Linked DNA regions of Homo sapiens: region 1 is linked to region 2. The links are chromatin loops, found by intact Hi-C in ENCODE. Cell type or tissue: PC-3. All regions are shown on one strand. Links, peaks and the distances in the headings refer to the core of each region. The heading gives the core; the rest is flanking DNA.

Region 1 (11,104 bases), core at 1,617-9,616, 92 kb before region 2:
AAGTGCAGTGGCGTGATCGTAGCTCACTGCAGCCTCAGACTTCTGGGCTCGAGCGATCTTCCTCCCTCAGCCTCTCAAGTAGCTGCGACTACAGGAGCTCGTCACTATGCCCTGCTGTGTGTGTGTGTGTGTGTGTGTGTGTGTGTGTGTGTGAGAGAGAGATGGGGTCTTGTTATGTTGCCCAGGCTAGTCTTGAACTCCTGGCCTCTTCATGATATCCTCCCACCATGGCCTCCCAAAGCACTGGGATTACAGGCATGAGCCACCTCTCCTGGCTTAAAGATGTATTTGTAAGGTTTTGTTTTGTTTTTGTTTTTGCCACAGGGTCTCACTCTGTCACCCAGACTGGAGTACAGTGGTGCAATCTTGGTTCACTGCAGCCTCAACTTCCCAGGCTCAAGTGATACTCCCATCTCAGCCCCCTGAGTAGGTGGGGCTACAGGTGCCCACCACCATGCCTGCCTCAGCCTCCCAAAGTGCTGGGATTACAGGCATGAGCCACCTTGCCTGACTTATAGAAGTATTTTAATTCCCATATTCCTCTCTTGAATTCCTATCAGACGAAGTAACCTTATCCTCCTAAGACTGTTTGTACTATACTATATTATATCTCACGTCCACATTATTACCAGTGAAATACACGTTATTATGTAGGCAGTGGAGGTTGCACATATCATTTACAAAATAAGGCTCTTCCTGTAGAAGTCACACCTGTCTTCCATAGCAACTGGTTTCACAAGTCTATCTAGGTGTTTGTCTCCTCCTCTAATTTCAATCTAAAGCCCTTCTGATCTGGACGCCCTATCTCCAGGACACGAATATTAATCTTGACCCTCTTGAGGGACATTCCTTCCCTAGTCATGTGTCAGTTTGCTGTTTCACAGAATGTTGATGTTTCGTGTTGTTGAAGTGTTCCAATATTTGGAGACCCCGATCGTCAGAAATTTCTTCTTTATGTCTAACAAATTGCTCCTGCTTTAATTTTGAAATGGGCACTCCAGGAAGGGAGAGTTCCACACATCTCCCTGATCCCCAGCTCCCACCCCCCACCCCCCATAATCTTACAGTGAAGAATAGAGATCCATGAAGCCCATTCCTTCTTTCATGGCACCCTGCCCTGGAGTCTGATTCTCCCATGTTTACAGAACAACACCAATCATGGGTGACTTGGACACTCCATTTTATGTTTTTATTTTTATTTTTCACAAATTTGTGTATCATACTCATGCAGGGTCCATGCTAATCTTCTCTGTATCATTCCAATTTTTGTATATGTGCTGCTGAAGTGAGCACTATTTTATTCTTTTTAAATCTAATGAGATAAGGTTTATTTTGTTTCCTCGTGTAATTTCAAAAGAATTACTAGTTTATCAAATTTTAAGCAACATATTGTTAGGAAAATAATGTGAAAAGTGTCTTTCTCTTTGCCACATCAAATAAGAAGAAGGGATAGATTTTTTAAAAATCAATAACTTCTGAAAACTTACAGAGGAAAGTCTGAACAAATTCACTTTAGATGACGAAGTCTTTGAAGAATGAGGGGACTGCTCTCAAGATGACAGTGTGAAGAACATGATATAAATGGATGAAATGGAATTCCAGAGAGGTTCCTTTTCTGTGATCCTTCACTATTCTTACCTTGCCAATCTGTAGCCCTGAATAAACACAAGCAGGCCAGGTGCAGTGGCTCACTCCTGTAATCCCTCCCAGCACTTAGGAATGAGGAAGTGGGAGGATCGCTTGAGCCCAGGAGTTCGAGACCAGTGTGAACAACATGTAAAACCCATGTCTCTATAAAACATATTAATGAAAAAAATTAGCTGGCCATGGTGGCGTACACCTGTGGTCCCAGCTACTTGGAAGGCTGAGATGGGAGGAGGATCACCTGAGCCTAGGAGGTTGACACTGAAGTGAGCCGTGATTATACCACTGCACTTCAGCCTGGGTGACAGAGCAACACCCTATCTCAAAATAAATAAAAACACAAACACCTGTCTCCTTTGTTCTTCATCATGGGCTGCTGTGCTTGGCTGTGGAAATTGGTATCTCATTGCACAACATCAGCCGTGCCTTCAATATTGCTCACGAGTCTTCTTACTCATGAGACTTCCTTGTTGATGTCCTGTTCCCAATCAGACCACACCTGTTATCATACACAATTCTGGAGCCACATATACAGAGAGATTGAGACAAGCTGAAGCATGTGCAGAAGCTTAGAAATTCAACCTGTGCCTTGTGAGCAGTTCTTGAAAGAATGTTTGATGTTTAGTTTGAAGAACAGGAGAGCTGATTTCTGAAGTCCAATAGTCATTCAGGAGGTTCCAAGAACTAGAACTTGGACTAATTGGCAAGAATTGCAGAGAGAAGGATTCAAGGGTCAGTACAAGGAGGGACCTTACAAAAGTTCTCCAAAAATAGAATGGGCTCCCTCAGGAGAGAGTTCCCTTCACTGGAGCTGATTATGTCAAAGTCTAATCTGTCACAGGTGGCTGAACTAGAATGCTGGGATCCCTTGTAACCAAGAGGGCCCATTATTCTGTGTTGTAGCTTTCAAATTTATTTTTTAAATGTTTTTTTGTTGCATTATGTACAAGAGATACATCATGATGATTAAAATTGGGCTTTTGCCAGGGAGGAGGATAAGAAGGCAAAAAAAAAAAAAAAAAAGGATAATTACTGCATGGCATTAGAAGTGCCATACTAAAAGGTCGTCTAAGAGCACAAAAGAGGAAGTGACTACTGAAGAAGTCAGAGGCTTTTCATGAAGGAGGTGAGTTTTAAGCCCAATCTTGTAGAATTGAGCCAATGTGTCCATAATCAAGAAGGAGCAAGTACAGTCATTTTGGAAAATAATGTGGAGGTTCCTCAAAAAACCAAAAATAGAATTACCATATGACTCAGCAACTCTGTTTCTGGGTATATATCCAAAGGAATTGGAATTGGAACATCTAAGACATCTGCACACCTCTGTTTATTTCAGCATTATTCACAACAGCCAAGATAGGAAGCAACCTAACTGTTTAGCAGTGGATGAATGAATAAAGAAAATGTGGTATATACACACGCAATGGAATACTATATACAACCTTTAAAAAACAAGGAATGTCTGTCATTTGAGACAACACAAATGGAATCAGAGGACATCATGTTAAGTGAAATGAGCCTGGCACAGAAAAACAAATAATGTATCATCTCACTTATATGTGGAATCTAAAAAAGTTCAATCACATGCAAATGGAGAGTAGAAAGAAGGGTGGGTACCAGAGGCTTCACAGAGAAGGAGGGATAGAGAAAGGGGAGTTGTTAGTCAAAGGGTACAAACTTTCATTTAGACTACAGATAAGAAATAACATAGTGATCTACTGAATTGCATGGTGACTATAGTTAATAACAACATATATTTCAGGACCAGGCACGGTAGCTCATACCTGTAATCCCAGCACTTTGAGAGGCCAATGTGGGTGGATTGCTTGAGCTCAGGAGTTCAAGACCAGCCTGGACAGCATGGTGAAACTCCACCTCTGCCAAATATACCACAAATTAGCCAGGCATGGTGGCACATGACTTTGGTCCCAGCTACTTGGGAGGCTGAGGTGAGAGGATCACTTGAGCCTGGGAGACCAAGGCTGCAGTGAGCTGAGATCGTACCACTGCACTCCAGTCTGGGTCTCAGAGTGAGACCTCATGTCAAAAAACAAAAAAAAAAAAGTCAAATAAAATAAAAAAAATATTAAAAAAGAAATAATAATGTATATTTCAAAACTGCTAAAAGTATAGATGTTTAATATTCTCACCACAAAAAAGTGATAAGTTGGTAAAGTGATTGATATGTTAATGAGCTAGATTAATCTCTACAATGCATACATTGGAGATCAAAGCATTACATTGTACTCCACAAAAATACACAATTACTTGTTAATTATAACTAATAAATTAGTAGAAGGAAGAGCCATAAGCAAAAGTACAGGAGAATTAGATGTGCATGTTGTGTGTAGCCTAATGAATATAAATGGCTTTAAATGACACTGCACCTTTGCTTTCCAACAAAAGTTAAACTTTCATTTCCCCTGATTCAATCAGCAGACTTTTACTGAGCACTTATACTGTATACGATATTGGGAGGTGAGAAGCTTTAAAGCTTTAAAAGTAATCTAAGACCCGATTTTTAACAACCTTATAAGAGCTTAAGCTCATGATGCCTTATGTTTGTTATGAGACCACAAGAAATTCTTGAAGACTTGAAGCCCAGGGATGAAAAGATTAAATAGGTGTTGTAGAAAGTTGTGATGTCTTGTATGAGGTGGTGCGGACTTCAGAGCCCTTGAGGTTAGGAGACTTCTGACCTGGTGTAGCGAAGCTGGAAATAGGGAGGAAGGGATGGAGTCAATAATTATTTCAGAAGTAGATATGACAAAACTGAAATATGGGAATGGTGAGGAAGCAGGATCAGTTGAACATGACTCAGAAATTTCTGGTTAGAGTACTGAGTGGAAGATGAAAACATTGCAGGAACACGAGATGATGAAGAGTCTGATTTTAAATGTGTCAATTTAGAGGTGCCCAGGGACATCCAGTTGGGACAATCTGATGATTCTCAGAAATATGGGCCTAGAGCCCAGGAGAGAGAAATGGAGGCTGATAATAACAAGGTGGAGTCACTGTAAATCAATCATCTCTGCCCTGGATGCCTTCCCTCCTTTCCTCTGGAAATAGAGCCTCCTTTATTCCAGGAACAGCTCCTCTATCCTACCTCACAGTCCCCACCATGAGGCTCTCTTTGGAACTGCCAAGTTCCTCCATCACCACATTCCCTGGCCACTGTTGCCTGATCCAGAGGCAGGTGTCTGACTCAAGAGAAGCTAAGTATGATTGCTTCATGGGGATGTTTTTAAAATTTAAACATCCAGCATGTACAAAAGTCTACAGAATAGCATAATGTTCAGTGTGTTGTCCTGGGTCTTAAAAAAACAAACAAACAGAATAGCATAACAGACTCCCATCTGTGTAATACCCAGCTTCAACAATGATTCATTGACCTATCTTGGTTCAGCCATACATCCATCTTTTTCCTCCGTCGTCATATTATTTTGAAGCAGTTACCAAAAATCTGGGATTTCACTCTCTGGTATTGGAAGGTGTAGGATGTAAATAGACAGGAGTGGTTTGCAGCCATGCTTCTCTCATGTTGAAAAAGCCAGTCTAAAGGAAGAAAAGATGAAACTGACATAAAGAAAAAAATAGGAAGAAAGAGTTCTGGAAGCTTTTGAGTCTGTGGTTCCCAATGTTCCAGAGTCCTCTCCACAGTTTGATTGTTCACATCTGTAGATTCTCTGAGCCCAAAATCTTCCTTCCAGCTTTAACTAGGTTGAGTAGGATATCAGTCCCTTACTACCAGGCATTCTGACTAATACATATCAGTATTCACCTAATGATTGAAGCCATCCTGGGAGGTCGTTCTCTCTTGTAAAAACAGCTTCCCTCCCCTCTGAATGTCCAAATCCTTTAACACAAAGGTCACCTCCTTCATGGCAATTTCCCTAATCCTAGTAGCAGGAAGTGGCCTCTCCTATTCCTGAATCACAGGGCACCTTATCTACACACCCTCATGGTGTGCCCTGTGTTCTCTTATTTTACAGCCATTTGGGTGCATGTGCTAGCTTTTTGCTACAAACTGTAAGCCTCTTGAAAACATACAAAAAGACTTGAAGTGGTTTTTTTTTTTATTTCTCATCTCACCTCTCAACATCATATACAGTATAAGTTCTTGGTAAAAGTCTGCTGATTGAATGAGGGGGAAAAAGTTGAACTTTTGTTGTTAAATAAAGGTGCATTTAAAGGTTGAGAGAAATGCATGGAAAGAGATTCAGGGCAATTTCCCTAGTCTTCTTACATCAATTCTGTGCAATAGAAAGGGAGTGTATAATAATCATTCAGAAATACAGTCATAATAAAACCAAGAAAGCAGCACCCTAATTATATAATATTAATTTAATGAAAACATAATGGCTACCAATATGAAACCATGGTTACTGCCTTTTTCAATAAACTCCATAATGAAAATGTACTGGACTATATTTTATTTCACCTAAAAGGAGTATGCTATGCTTTAGAGTTCTCAAGCTTTATCATGCACTGGAATCATCTGGAAGATCCTGTTAAAAGGTAGGTTCTGATTCAGTAGGTCTGGGGTGGGTTTGAGAAGATGGCTTTCTGACAAGGCGAGCTCCCCAGTGATGCTGATACTATGAGTCCATGGGCCACACTTTGAGGAACAAGAATGTATACCAGTGATTCCCAAAAGTGGCTGCCCAGTGACGCCATCACGGAGCTTCAGAAACTAATGACGCCTGTGTCCCACCCCAGATCTTGTGATTTAATTCATCTAGGGTGTGGCTAGACTTTGGAAATTTTAAAGATCTCCAAGTGATTTGAATATACAGACAAGTTTGGGAATTACTGCTCTGTTCATTACAGAATTAGACTCTGAATGGCCAGATCTGGGTTCCACCTCTGCTACTTTCAGACTGGCTGGGTTATCTTGGGAAAATCAGTTCATATCTCTGATCTTCAGTTTCTGATCTCCAACAGGGAGGTCATAAATCCATTGATCACATTTTCAAGAAACAAACTAGAGAAGGTGTAGGGGGATTTTTGTAGCCTCTAAAGTTCTGCGTGGATATGAAGAATTACTGGGAATGAGTCTGGATCAGAACTCTCCAATATGATAGCCGCTAGCCACATTCAACTATTAAGCTCTTGAAAGGTGGCTAGGATAAAATGTGGAAAATATTTAAGCCAGGCGTGGTGGCTCATGTCTGTAGTCCCAGCTACTCAGGAGGCTAAGATGGGAGGTTCTCTTGAGTCCAGGAATTCAAGGCTACAGTGAGCAATGACTGCCCCACAGCACGCCAGCCTGGGAGGCAGAGCAAGACTCCTGTCTCTAAAAAAATTTAAAAATAAAGGGGAAAAAAGAAAACATTTTAGATATCTTGGATTAAATATATTAAAATTGGCCAGGCACGGTGGCTCACACCTGTAATCGCAGCACTTTGGGAGGCCAAGGCGGGTAGATCGCCTGAGGTCAGGAGTTTGAGACCAGCCTGGCCAACATGGTAAAGCCCCATCTTTACTAAAAATACAAAAATTAGTAGGACACGGTGGCACGCACCTGTAGTCCCAGCTACAAGGGAGGCTGAGGCTGGGTAATCCCTTGAACTTGGGAGGTGGAGGTTGCAGTGAGCCAAGATTGCACCACTGCACTCCAGCCTGGGTGACAGAGTAAGACTCCTTCCCCAAAAAAAAAAAAAAAAATTAAAATTGACTTCACCTCTTTCCCTCTCCCTATTTATTTACTTAGTTTTTTTCAATCCTGCTCCTTCTGTAAGTTTTTGTTTGTTTGTTTGTTTGTTTAAGAGACAGGGCCTTGCTCTGTCACCCAGGCTGGAGTGCAGTGGTGTGATATTGGCTCACTGCAGCCTCAATTTCCTGGGCTTAAGCGATACCCTACCCTAGCCTTCTGAGTAGCTGGGACTACAGACACATGCCTGAACACCTGGCTGCCTGGCTTCCACCTGTTTGTTTGTTTGTTTGTTTGTTTGTTTGTTTTTGCAATGTGGCTATTAGCAAATGTAAACTTATATATGTGGCTCACCTTGTGTTTCTATTCAACAGTGCTGGCCTAGACTTTTTAAAGAAATGGCAGATGGCAAAAAAATTAACTTTACATTCCCAACTGCTAACACAGGAATTCTAAGTTCCTCCTAAATCCAATACAAATAAATGTTGAAAAGAATATCCTAGATGAATGAGCTATTTCAATGTGCTGTCAGTCATTAAACGGAAACATTCTTAGGATCAGGGTGGGATACACATAATATTACATACCTGGAGGTAGAGCTCAAAGGAAAGGTACACTCTATTTACAAAGGAGAAAAGAGATGGGCCATCACTGAAAACAGATGTTGTATGGAAAAAAAAAATACTAGTTTTGAGGCGGGGGGGAACAGCAAAAAAAGAGCAATCAGGAACTAATGTCTCCACCTCTCATTTTCTTGCCCATGTGCCTCCCGAGCCTTATCACAGTCCCACAAGAGAGACTGAATTCCAATGGCTGGGACTTCTTGGCCAGAGCCCAGAGCAGTAGAGAATTCTGATCTAGATTCGGGATGTGATACAACCAGCCTTGCCACTTGCAGCATGTGATTGCTTGTATTAGTGCATTTTCATGCTGCTGATAAAGACATACCCAAGACTAGGGCAATTTTACAAAAGAAAGAGGTTTAATGGACTCACAGTTCCACATGGCTGGGGAGGCCTCACAATCATGGCAGAAGGTGAAAGGCATGTCTCACATGGTGGCAGACAAGAGAAGAGAATGAGAGCCAAGTGAAAGGGGTTTCCCCTTATAAAACCATCAGATCTCATGAGACTTATTCACTACCATAAGAGCAGTATGAGGGAAACTGCCCCCATGATTCAATGATCTCCCACTGGGTCCCTCCTACAACACATGGGAATTATGGGAGCTACAATTCAAGATGAGATTTGGGTGGGGACCCAGCCAAACCATATCACTGCTGTAATTAATCCACTGTACCAGAGGATTTCATAGTAGGTAAGGACACTTTGTGAGGTAGGGGGGTCCAGCACAGCGCCCCAGGGTTCTGGAGCAAGGCCATGCCATTTGCAGCAGAGAATTCGTCACCATTTGAGAAGCAGATCCTGTGTGCTACAGGGTCCCATTTGAGACCATGCATCAGGGTTTGGACACTGGCACACCCTCCAAGTCATTAGGTAGGACGGGCACAACAGCAGTGCACAATGAAAATAGTTCATTTGCAATCTGGCCTGGATGGGTCTGGAGGGCACAAGTAAGTTCTATAAACAGGACATCTACTAGGCCAAGCGCGGTGGCTCACACTTGTAATCCTAGCACTTTAGGAGGCTGAGGCAGGAGGATTGCTTGAGGCCAGGAGTTCAGAGCCAGCCTGGGCAACATAGTGAGATTTCATCTCTACAAAAAATAAAAATAAAAAAATTAGCCAGGTGTGGTGGTGTGCACCTGCAGTCCCAGCTACTTGGGAAACTGAGGTGAGCGGATCACTTGAGCCCAGGAGTTCAAAGCTGCAGTGGGCTGTGATTGTGCCACTGTACTCCAGCCTGAGTGCCAGAGCAAGAACCTGTATAGATATATGTATATATATATATATATATATATATACACACACACATATTATATATATGTGTATATATATATACACACACATATTATATATATGTATATATATCCATATATTATATATATGTGTGTGTATATATATATCCATACAGCTCTTTAATTCATCATAATTTATTTAAGCAATCTATCCATTTGGGGACATTTGTCTTGTTTGAATTGCTGGTTATTTAAATTATTCCATGCTTAATTTCTATTCTATGCTTATAGGTTTAAAAAATGGTAACTAGTTGTTTTATTCTGCCTTTATTTAAACTTTTTTCTTATGATTTTTGCCATTTGTATTTTTTAATTAAATATCCTGTTTATTCCTTCTGTTCATATTTCTACTGGAAAAGATCAAAATTCATCTGCATAATCTTAAAAATCAAAAATTACTATAATGGCTTTAACTACGTTATTTACTTCTGTTGCACCAAGGCAATTGCTCACACCATGACCTCCTGGGGAAGGTTCCCCACAACCTCTGATAGAGGAGGGAAAAATCCAAAACTGGATCATGAATCAGTCAGCTCAATATGTTGGTTCAAGCCAAAGATGGACTGCCGCCACTATTGTCCCACTCAGGAGTGGCCCTGAAAACAGTCATAAGGGAATAGATAGCCTCTCAGTGGACAGAGCTTCTGAAGGTGCACCTGGTCATCAACTTGATATGGAGGGAAAAGAAAAGAAAATATACTAAGGAAATGGAACAGGCTTGCCACGTGGTGTTGGTTACCTGTTTCGTTTGTGGTTATGAAGTCTAAGCTGAACCAGTCACCCAGGTTCTGCACCTTTTCTCTGGTGACAGTCAGATAATTGGAAGCAAGTACAAAGAAATCTAAAAGTTGCATTCAACCAGGGTTGGAGTTCTGCCAGGCAAATATGATAAGGGGAAAAAGGCACAGGGGAGATGAAGGCATTTTAAGGAACTGATTGTAATGATGAGAAATGAAGACACGAGGGAAGTAATGGGATATTGAAAATTTAATGTGGAAAAGAAGGAGGGGAAATCAATGGATTTAGTCTAATAATTGTTGAAGTGGGGTATTAGAGAAAGTAAGCTCGGAAGAGAGAAAGATGTTTGAAAGGAAGTTTTCAGAAAAGGTGAATTTACCAGGGGTACTTGGTCTAGAGTATGGCAATGGGAAGAGGGGATTGTGCTAGGGTAGAGGGAAGGAGGTTAAGGAATTGAAGGGCTAAGGGAGTGAAGAGTTAGAGACTGAAATCATCAAGAATTAAAGCCCACATGAGGTTAGAGAGGAAGACAGCAAGCCAGTAGGCCAATTCAATTCCTTCATGAATACAGGAGAGACCAGGAAATCAGCTGGTGACTGCAGCGGGTAGGTGCCAGGTCAGATAGCTGGAAGGAATGAGTTGGAAGCAGCTGAGTGTTGTGAGGGAAGGAGGAAAGCTGGAGTGGCTTGGAGGGGACAATGGAGATCAAAGAAGGTAACTTGATCTCTTCTTCTGGCCCTCATCAGCCAAAACAATCTAAATTCAACAGTGGGGTTTGATTTAAACAGCAAAGAGTTTATTGCTGGACATAGGTAGTAACCTTCTGAGCTATGTATTATCCCCATCTTACAGATGTTAAAACAGTGACATCTCTTTACTCCTGTCCACAAAGTGGAAACAAAGCCAAATAAGCAAAGCAGGTATAATTAGTGTAAAATAAATTGATAATTTTAAGTAAGAAAAAACTTTTCATGCACAAAAAATACAAGACTTTTGGTGTTGATGGGAGAAGAGTTCTTGTTATAAAAACATTATATCTTCATTATAATATGTAAGTACAGATAAGCAAAAGAACAAAAAGAAAACTCATAATCCCACTCTGTAATGTTAACTCTCACTAACACATTAACATATATTATTTAGATCACACAT
Region 2 (10,144 bases), core at 2,145-10,144:
ATGTAAATTAAAACACCTTTGAAGTATAATTTTTCAACTGCTAAGTTGGTAAAAATATGTTTCACATGGTGGCTTTGCATTGAAACTACCATGGTCACACGGTGTTGGGGAAGTGTGCATGGCACGACCTTTTCGGAAAACTATGGTGACCCAGATGAGGGACTGTGGACTTGCTCACACGCTCCCAGGTGGTCATCCTGCTGCTGAGCTGTAGTAAGGAAATTATTCAGTGGAAGGAAGTAAGAGCTACCCATGCAAAGTTGGCTGTAATCAGGAGTGACTTTGTAAATCCTGAATATTAATTTCCTGAGTGACTATTCCACAGCACTGACAGCAACCACTGTGAAGATCGTCTGGAAACACAGGAAGGTATGATGAAAGGTGTGGAAAAGTTCAAGTGCAGCACAATATATTATGCACGCTGCAATTATGGCCACAAACTATGTGGGTGAGCAAAATTTAACACCAAGAAAAACAATCTCTCAAGTGTCTGCATTAATTAGGAAGGTTATGGATTTCCTTTGTTTACGTCCACTGTCTATTTTGAAACAAGAAGGATCACAGTGGGTCTCCTCTGACACGTTCGTGGTCCCACTTTTTTCACCCATGGCTGTGTCCTGGACTGGGTGGTGGGGAACCCCATGGAGGAACTGCCCACAGGCCACCTCCCCTCATCTGGGTCTGGGATGCAAGGAGGGCTGGCTAGATATTCTGTGGGTAGGAAGAGAGGGGAGGGTGGGAGAGGAAGCCTTTGTTATCTAGGATGAGGAAGTGGCTGGTGGGGAGGAGCAGGTGTGGAAGGTAGACCAGCTTCCTGGGGAGGAACCACCAGGAATGCATGGCTGGAACACTGTAACAAAACTGTAAACAAACTGTAACAAAAACTGTAACAAAATTGTAACTATCAGCAAAAGCACAGGCTTGGTGAGAATCTGGAGGCCCCCATCCAGGAGAAGGTGGTGTGTGGCCACCGTGGAAGGAAGGCAGAGGTAACACCTGCACCCGCCCCTGTGCATTTGCCCTGGCCCCCTGCTAGGTGCCTGCATTCATCCTAACTCACCTTAGGCTCACAGTCACCTTGGAAATAGGTTTGTTTTTTTTTTTAATTCCCTTTCCGCATGAGGAAACTGAGGCCCAGAGATGCTAGAGGTTTGCAGAAAATAGATGGCACCCTCAAAAGGGATGATTAAAGAAGGTTTAGGGAAGGGGCTACTTAACAGGTGTGGCCATAAATGGACAGGTGTTTACATTATCTCATCCAATCCTCACACTAAGCTTTCAGAGTGGTTACTTCACCCCCATATTAAAGTTAAGAAACTGAAGTTCAAAGAGGTTAAGTGGTTGTCAAAGTTGGCCAACTGGCAAGTGGCTATCACAGAACAGAGCCAAGGACTGACCTGATACTTCTGATTTCAAGGTGCTTTGCTGTCTGCCCCATTTGGGAAAGGAAAAGCTTTCATAGTTGTTATACTAGGATGGTGAAGAGCCCCTAGGCTAGCAACAACAGGAAGCCATGACCATCCCTAGGGCCAAAGGGACAGGGGGAGTGAGCAGCTATCAGACCTGTGAGAGCCGTGGTGAGCAAGGCTGCCTAATACCTTTTACTCTTCCACTCTTGTTCCTTTGTTTCCAGCCAGTCCCTCCACTGGCCAAACTTAACCAGGACAGAGATCAAGGGATCCCATTTGGCCCTTTCCACAATGGTTAACTTCAATCTTCCTCCCAGGCAAACAGGCAAGGCAGAGGGTGCACCAACTGTGTGTGGTAGAAACACAATCACCAGGCTGGTAAGTGGTGAAGACTGAGCAAGACTAGATTTTCTCATTCCAAGTGTAGGCTGTTTGGATTACACAAAAGATGCATTGCTATTTACCAACTCTCCTCAGCTCCTAAGAAGCAAATGCACACAAGTGATCTGGTCCACAGCTCCTCTGATAACAGCAACCCCCAGTACATCATTTCTTTTGACAGGCAACTGGTCAGTCTCTGCTTGACTTTCTCTGCTAGAGAGCTCACTACGTTTTGGGGCAGCCTGATCCATTTGCAGACAGAAATACTTATAAAAAGCCTGACCCCTAAGGAGCTGAAATGTACCTCCCTATAACTTTCATCTGGGGAACAACTTCTGCCCCTGGAGAAACACAAAATAAGTTGGATTCTGTTTCTAAACTCTTTTACTCGGCATTATAAAATATGTATGATCTGAACGCCATTTCCTCCTCTGGCCATGCCGTCTGTGCTGATGGCCCTGGTGTGTGTGTGTCCCCACCATAAGGGAAGGCCTCCTTGAAGGGAACCCCAGTTGGAGGACCCTGAGAACATTCTGTTTCGAATTCAGCCCAGAAGAGTCATTCATTCAGTGAACTGTACGGAACTCTTTTGCCAGGCACCGGGGACAGACTGATTGCTCAGAACCCACAAGATCCCTGCCCTCATGGAACTGACAGTCTCCAGGGAAAGACAGGCGTGGGCAAGCAATTACAGTGTGGTGAGTTAAGATGACGCCTCAGGAAGAACAAGGTTCTATCCAAGGGTACAGTCTGCCTCCTAATGTCGGTGTGGGAGCCCAGATAAAAGGAAAAGGATAAAACCAAAAGCATGTGATCTCCCACCAGGCAGTCTCAGCCCACACTTGTTAGACCAGCAAAGTGGGAGCACTAGAAATAATTTTCCAAACAAATTGATATTTCAGAAATTGAAAAATGAATCAGTATAATCAATAGAAAAAAAAAGCATTACTTTCTCTACTCTCTTATTCTTACTTTATGGCTTTTGTTATGTTTTGCTTTGATTCACACCTTGGGGGCACCGTCACCTTCCACTTAATGTAGGACTGATGGCCAGCACTTTGTCAATATTTTCACATCTCTGCAGTATCCTCATTTTAGAGATAAAGCAACTGAGACATATGAGGAAAGTGTAGATGTAAGTGTCCAGGGTGTGAACTATGGGTCCAGAGTAACAGTTAGAATGTAAATGATGCATCCAGGGCGACATGGCTAGAATGTAATTGATGTGTAAAGGGTACATCCGGGTGACATGGCAAGAATATGGAACACATATGACTCAAACCCAAGTCTGTCTGGCTGTTGGCCTTGCGGTCTTTTTACTCTGGCCTAGGCTGCTGCCCCAGCCCAAGAGAAATACCCATGGCTATAACAAGGACAATTATTCCATGTCTCCCATTCTAGTACCTTGGGCATCTTGAGCCACAGGAAAGAGAAAAATCTGTTCCTTGGGACTTTTGTGGGGTTGAAGCAGTGAACTCCCCATGATGGCAGCAATCCATGAACCATTCTCTGGCCCAGGCCCAGAATCTCAGAGACAGGACAGGGACCACTGTGCGCAGTTGTGTAGCTGTGCCCCGGATGCCTGGCCAAGGGGCGAAGTGGGGCACAAACCTGGCCCTCTCCACTCACACACCTTGGTGCAGGTCTGTGTTTGGGGAAGGCCCATGTTTCTAATGTGGATAAAGGCTGTGATAAGGGTTCTTGGTATTAGGCCGGGGGTTTGCTTTCAGTTCTGTTCCTCTTTGGGCTCCTAGACCAGAAAAAGCTCCTTTCACTGGGAAGCAGAAAAATTAGGTCGCAGGTATGGCTGGCAAATCCCCAGGACCCTAACTGCTCTGGCTCTGTGGTCGGAACATCAGCATCTCCATCCCACAACCTTTGGGTTTCTGCTTCCATAGCTGAGCATGTGTGGAAGAGAAAGTGCTGACCTGCAGGCTGCCCCATCCTGAGAAGAGCCCTGGGGAGTTTTCTCAGACATTTCACGGCAATGGTATAAAAATAAACCTCGGTGTGCTTGCAAATTCCAGAGAAGGAGAAAGCAGGGCTGCTCAGGAGAAAACTGACTGACAGCACATGCGAGGGAAGTGGGTTCCTACCACAGCCAGTGCTGCCCTCCATTAGCTGGGCTACAACGGCTGAGGAGTAGAAAGTGAATGCATCAAGTGCGGCTTCCTGCCGGCGAGGTGCAGGAGTCCGGGCAGATGCTGTCAATTTTCCCTGATGCTCCCTGGACAGGGGTTTTTACTCAGCCTGAGTAAGTGAGCAAGAAGCCATGAAGCGGGCATTCTGAGGTAGCTGGAATCATGTCCCTGGGAGTAACTGGAAGCACACTGGGAGGCGTCTGGGGATGGAGGCTAATAATATCCACCCTGACTGAGCACCATCTGCATGCCTATTGTGAAGGACTCGAAATACTTGTTACAGGGTTTGGAATTGATTCGATCAGGGCAGGGAGCAGCACGGTCCAGTCAAGCATGTGTGTGCACGCGCGTGTGTGTGCGCGTGTGTGTGTGTTAGAGCTCACTTCCTGGGCCACGTGGACTGGCTCAGCAGGGGCCTGATGGAAGGCAGGGGAGATGGTCAGGAAGACCGATGATCACTTGTGAGACGGCAAAGGCCTCAACTGAGGCAAGGCCAAAGAGGCAGAGGAGGAGATGCGCTAGAGAGAATCGCAGGTAGAACCTGTGGGGCTCTGGTTCTGTGCCAGGTTGCCTGTTGAGGTGAATGAGAGGGAGGGATCCAGGATAGCTCCCAGATCTGGGGCTTGGTGACTGGCTGTTTCAGCCCCTTACTGCCTCTACGCTCTGCAGAGACCAGGAAAGCAGCCTTCCTTTGACTTCATTTGTACCCACCCCTATGCTCCACTGCCTGCCTAGGACCAACCAGGTGGCCACTGCTAAGCATGACGAAGGAGACGTGATGGTGAGTCAGCTCGAGAGAGACTCCGTCATGATTCTGGGCATTCTGGGGTTTTAAAAACACATGCACACACACACACATACACGAGCACGACCAACAGGTGTGGTTATGACAACGTTGGAACAATGCTGTGACAGGAAATAGGACTTGGCCTGAACAGACACAAAGAGATAACTTCAGATCACTCCCCTAAAAAGATGTCAGAAATGAAGAAAGCACAGCAGCTAGGTCGTGCCCATGTAAAAACGCTGAAATGACTCAAGCTAACAAACAGCCCCAAATGAGTCTTGGCCCCCCAGTGCCAAGGCACGTTTCAAAGTTGTGCTGTGTGACCAGCACGTTAAATCAGTCTGTGTTTTTCTGGACCTCATTCCATATTTGATGGAACAGGAAAAAAAGCAAGGATGATAAAGAGGTCTTCTTTGTAGTGGCTTTACACAAATGTTCAACATTAAACACTCAGTTTCTCCAGGAAGTTTCTTTTGGATGCTTTTGACTGAAAGCAACCGAGCTTGCAAATTGCCCACACTCCACCCTCGCCATCCCCTCCCCTCAGCACAGAGCATTTAAGGATCTTTCCATAACAAGTCTGCCTACTGCTGGCAAAGTTTCGCCTCACAAATTCAAAAAAGAGCTGGCCAGTTCACATCCCTGATTGTCACTGCCCTCTACCGTCCACAGTAGACTTTTCCAACCAACTTCACCAGTGTAGGACCTTTCAGTTCAGAGACACAGATTGAGGCTTCTGGTGTAACTGTGCCCTGAGGGGGCATCCTGATCCGTGTAACCTCACAAGCTGCAAAAGCAGTTGTCTGGAGGAACTACGTAGGCCACCCCCTGTACAAGATGGCTTTTCTGTTTTCTCAGTGCTGCCTGACTTTCAGAAAAATAAAGCAAAACCTCAGCCAGGGGGCTGGTTTTCACAGGGGGATCTTTACTTTTCTTGCAAACCCCACTGCAGTGCTACCTCCTGGGGATGCTTTCTCCGAGGCCCTGCGGGGAAGTATTTATTCTCTGCCCCCATTGCATTCTACCTGTCCCTCCCGTCTGCCCCTTCTTACGTTCTTGGAGCTCAAGAACGTTATGGGAGCTCAAGTCTTAGCCTGGAGTGGCTGGAGCAAGGGGCCATGACAGGAGGTATGAGCCTGGGACAAAGCTATGGCTTGAACAGATGCTAAGCAGATCCAGGCTGGCATTTAAAGCTATGTCTTGAACAGATGCTAAGCAGATCCAGGATGGTGTTTTCCTCCTCCTCTCCCTTTGGGGCTCTCACCGCCCTGCACCTGGCTCCTTCAGGTCAGTGAGCACATCCTGTTACCCTGTCTCAAGAGCTCCTGAAAGGCCCATGCTCAGCACCCTCCATAACCCATCTGTTGAACAAAGGAAGCACCATGGAATCCTGAGCCCTGCTTACCTTTACTCCCGTTTCTCAAGCTTCCCTATTTTCTTCAAGGCCGGGCCACACATGAGCCTGGCACAGAGGTGGTACCTCTCTGCTTCCTGAGTAAAGAAGAACCACCCTTTTCCCATGTTGGGAGAAGTGAGACAATAAAACATCCTTAATTTGGCCAAGCTAACTGAGTTTCACTAGATAAAATCAGAATAGAAAATAGTAAAATAGTATTATCTTTTTGCACACCTGGAACTATGACTTAGTACATTTGTTCCTGCTCTACTTACAACCAAGAACGTCTTGACTAGAAGGCAAAGGTAAAAAAAGAATCAGAATATCAAGTCAGCCAAGGGTGACATTAACAAAGAGGAGCTGGTTGGACAGAGTTTGGGTAGAATGACCAGTGAGAACAGGTTATTTCATATGAGTTATCCGAGGCTGCTGGGACAACAATTTCAATACCTTCAGGGCCAAAGCCAGGCTGTAAGGTGCTAACAACAGATGAATGGTGAAGAAGGAGGTTCCCACAGACACGTCTGGCAGGGCCAGGTGGGAGGGGAGCTTTGGTGGGTTGGCCAGACAGGGATTCTCCGAGATCAGGAAGTCAGGTGCCTATGTGAAAGCCCAAGAAGGAGCCAACAAGGAGGATGAGACAAGAAGGGAGGGTCACGGGAGTCCAGGGACGTGCAGGGAGATGAAGAAGGTGCAGAGTTTGGCCCTGGAAGGAGGAGGCTTTGCCTCTGCTAGATGCCAGAAATGGAGGAGAGGAGGGCATTGAGATAGATACACTCATGAACAGGAAGAGAATCACCAGGAGGGTCCTGGTGTCTCTGTTTGTTGGAAGGCAAGGTGATCTGCCCAGAGTTAGAGGAAGAAGGCAGGCAGGGCATTTAGAAGACCAAACATAATCTAGGGCTGCAGGCAAGAGCTGGCCCAAGAAACTGCCAAGTCGCTGCAAAGGGTGGCAGGGTTGCTGCTGCTGGTGCTGTTGACAATCTCAGTGATAGTTACTGCAGACCACTTTTACCGGGGCCGACTCTGCCTGCTATCACAGTAGAGTGCTTCATATGCAGTAGCTCCATGCAGAATCTGCAGAAAAATTCTATGCTTCTGGGCCAGTACGTTCTGTCATTCTCCCCATTTTACAGATGAAGCAACCGAGGCTTAGAAAGAGTAGGTGACTTGCCCAGTTGGGAGCTGGGGTTGGAATGCAGGTCATCATCTAATTAAAGAGCTTCTGCACAGAAAAAACAAACAAACACAACCACAACAAAACTATCAATAGAGTAAACAGACAATCTACAGAATAGGAGAGAATATTTGCCAACTATGCATTTGACAAAGACATGATATCCAGAATCCACAAGGAATTTAAACAAATCAATGAGAAAAAAACAAATCCCATTAAAAAGTGGGCAAAGGACATGAACAAGATACTTCTCAAAAGAAGACACAGAAACAGCCAACAAACAAATGAAAAAAATGCTCATCATCGCTAACCACCAGAGAAATGCAAATCAAAACCACAATGAGATACCATCTCACACCAGTTAGAATGGCTATTAGTAAAAAGTAAAAAAAAAAAAACAATAACAAAAACAAAAACAGATGCTGGCAAGGTTGCAGAGAAAAGAGAATGCTCACACACTGATGATGGGAATGTAAATTAGTTCAGCCACTGTGGAAAGCAGTTTGGAGATTTCTCAAGGAGCTAAAAACAGAATTACCAGTCAACCCAGCAATCCCATTACTGCATTACTGGGTATATACTCAAAGGAAAATAAATTGTTCTACCAAAAAGACACTTGGACTTGCAGGTTCATTGCAACACTATTCCTAATAGGAAAGACAAGGAACAAATCCAGGTGCCCATCAACGGTGGGCTGAATAAAGAAAACGTGGGCTGGGCATGGTGGCTCACACCTGTAATCCCAGCACTTTGGGAAGCCAAAGCAGGCAGATTGCCTGAGTCCAGGAGTTTGACACCAACCTGGGCAACATGGCAAAACCCCATCTCTGCTAAAAATACAAAAAAATCAGCCAGGCGTGGTGGTGTGTGCCTGTAGTCCCAGCTACTCGGGAGGCTGAGGTGGGAGAATCACCTGAGCTCAGGAAGTCGAGGCTGCAATGAGCCCATAGTGCCACTGCACCTCAGCCTAGGTGACGGAGTGAGATTCTGTCTCAATTTAAAAAAAAAAAAAGGAGAAGAAGAAGAAAATGTGGTACATAAATGACACAAAATATGCAGCCATTAAAAAGAACAAAACCACGTCCTTTGCAGCAACATGGATGCAGCTGGAATCCATTACCCTAAGTGAATGAATGCAGAATCAAAAAACCAAATACCGCGTGTTCTCACCTTTAAGTGGGAACTAAACATTGGGTACTCACAGACATAAAGATGGGAACAATAGACACTGGGAGGACTACTAGAGAGGGAGGGTGGGAGGGAGGGAAGGGGTGAAAAATCACCTATTGGGAGCTATGTTCACCCTTTGGGTGATGGATTCAGCTGAAGTCCAAGCCTCAGCATCATGCAATATATCCATGTAACAAACCTGCATATGTAACCCCTGAATCTAAAATTAAAAAAAAAAATCCAGGTCATTGGCCCTCTGAGGGTTCTCTCATGGGCTTGTCTGTCCAGCTCTGTGACTTCTGGCCCAGGAGCAGGGCAGAGGCTGAGGACTCAGAGGGTGGTGTTGCCTGGAAAGAAGGTTACTTTGTGGGGCCCAGATGGGAACTCCCAAATCCAAGGGGCTCAGAGACGGCAACAGAGGGCAGAGCCAGGCAAGTTCTGAGAGTGCCAGTAGGCTGTGGTGACCGCCTGGAGGCTTCAGAATCCCAGGGAGGCTACCGAGAAGGGATGTCAGCAGATGAGGAAGAAGAGGTGGTAGGGTTGGAAACAGGTCCCCCGACTGAGTGCTGAACTGGGGAAAATGATGGATGCTGGTGCCACTGACTACGATGGTGAGACATGGGGACAGTTCTCCGGATGCCAGCCTCATCTCATACCCTTGCATGCTACAGTCCTCCCGACACACTGGCCATGGCTTCCACATGCTTGCGTTTGCTTGGACATCCTTTTGTCCAAATGTCTTTGTGTTGGTTCCTTGGCCTTGTATTTCCTTGAGATTAAATGCAGAGGAGGCATGACCTGTTCAAGGTCATGCTCACTGTGCTGGAAGTTGAACCAAGTGTCTGGCCTGTAGCTTGACTTCATTTAATCTTTACAGCAACCTTATGAGGGAGGTGAAGAGAGGAAGTGACTTGTTCAAGGACGCACAGCCAGGAAGTGGTGTGAGGTCTGCTAACATGCATGGAACACAGGAGTGGTGATTCCAGCAGAGATCTTGGGATCCTCGGACCCTGGGCAGGGAGGAATGCTTCCACGGCTGGGCAGCAGGGAAATCATGTGTCCTTGAGGTGCCTACACCCAGGCCACCTGTCCCATTCCCTAGAGCTGCCAAGAGGCTCAGCCTCCCTTCCTCCACCCCCGGCTTCGGTAGGACCAAGAAACCAGGCACAAGCAGCTGCTGCAACAGGGAGCAACAAGGCGGGGCCCAGCAGAGCTCCAGTTGGCTGAGGTCCATGCTCAGGGGGAAGAAAAGAGGAGCAGAAACTGGAGCACCTTGCACCGAAGGGAAGGGAGTGTCATGATTATCACTCATTCTTTTGTTTCTCACAAATCAGGAGGGAAATGAGAAGGAGGAACATGGGAGGGAGACAGTGATGGGGACCTACAGTCTCCTCTATTCTTAATCCTACAGGGATTTCCAGCTGCAGGGAGAGCCGGCAGGGAGAAAGAACTCCAAATAAAATTGCCAGCTCTGGACCCAAGCAAGCGCATGTGGATTCCAGGAGAGGGAAATGGCAGTGTACGTACTTGACGTTGGTGTTGGTGCAGATGATGTACTCAATCTCATCAGAATAGGGATTCTGGAATGTGAAGCTGCTGGTGCGGATCAACATCCACTCCCGGTTCTTGGTGCGAAATCGATACATGACCGACAGGACTTGGCCTTTCAGCTTAACCACCTGA

What was found. Peaks named below come from ENCODE experiments on the same cell type or tissue, not always from the same donor. Only the 100,000 strongest peaks of a DNase experiment are listed, where the experiment ranks them.
Region 1: a loop joins it to region 2, with 8 times the contacts of the local background. A loop is called at or near these places in 6 of 110 quality-filtered maps.

What each region holds. Positions count from the first base shown.
Region 1 is chr15:80,653,961-80,665,064 of GRCh38, reverse strand. It overlaps the pseudogene RNU6-380P. Among named protein-coding and RNA genes, the nearest start is that of ABHD17C, 36 kb to the left of the region's middle. RefSeq lists an enhancer at 10,423-10,924. In PC-3, for the core only: a CTCF peak has its summit at 4,776; a DNase peak (open chromatin) is centred at 4,804; H3K27ac peaks cover 1,295 bases.
Region 2 is chr15:80,563,084-80,573,227 of GRCh38, reverse strand. ARNT2 (aryl hydrocarbon receptor nuclear translocator 2) reads right to left here. Exons shown (of 19, transcript NM_014862.4): 12 at 9,989-10,140. Among named protein-coding and RNA genes, the nearest start is that of ARNT2-AS3, 5.2 kb to the right of the region's middle. In PC-3, for the core only: a CTCF peak has its summit at 5,364 (motif pointing left); a DNase peak (open chromatin) is centred at 5,347; H3K27ac peaks cover 451 bases.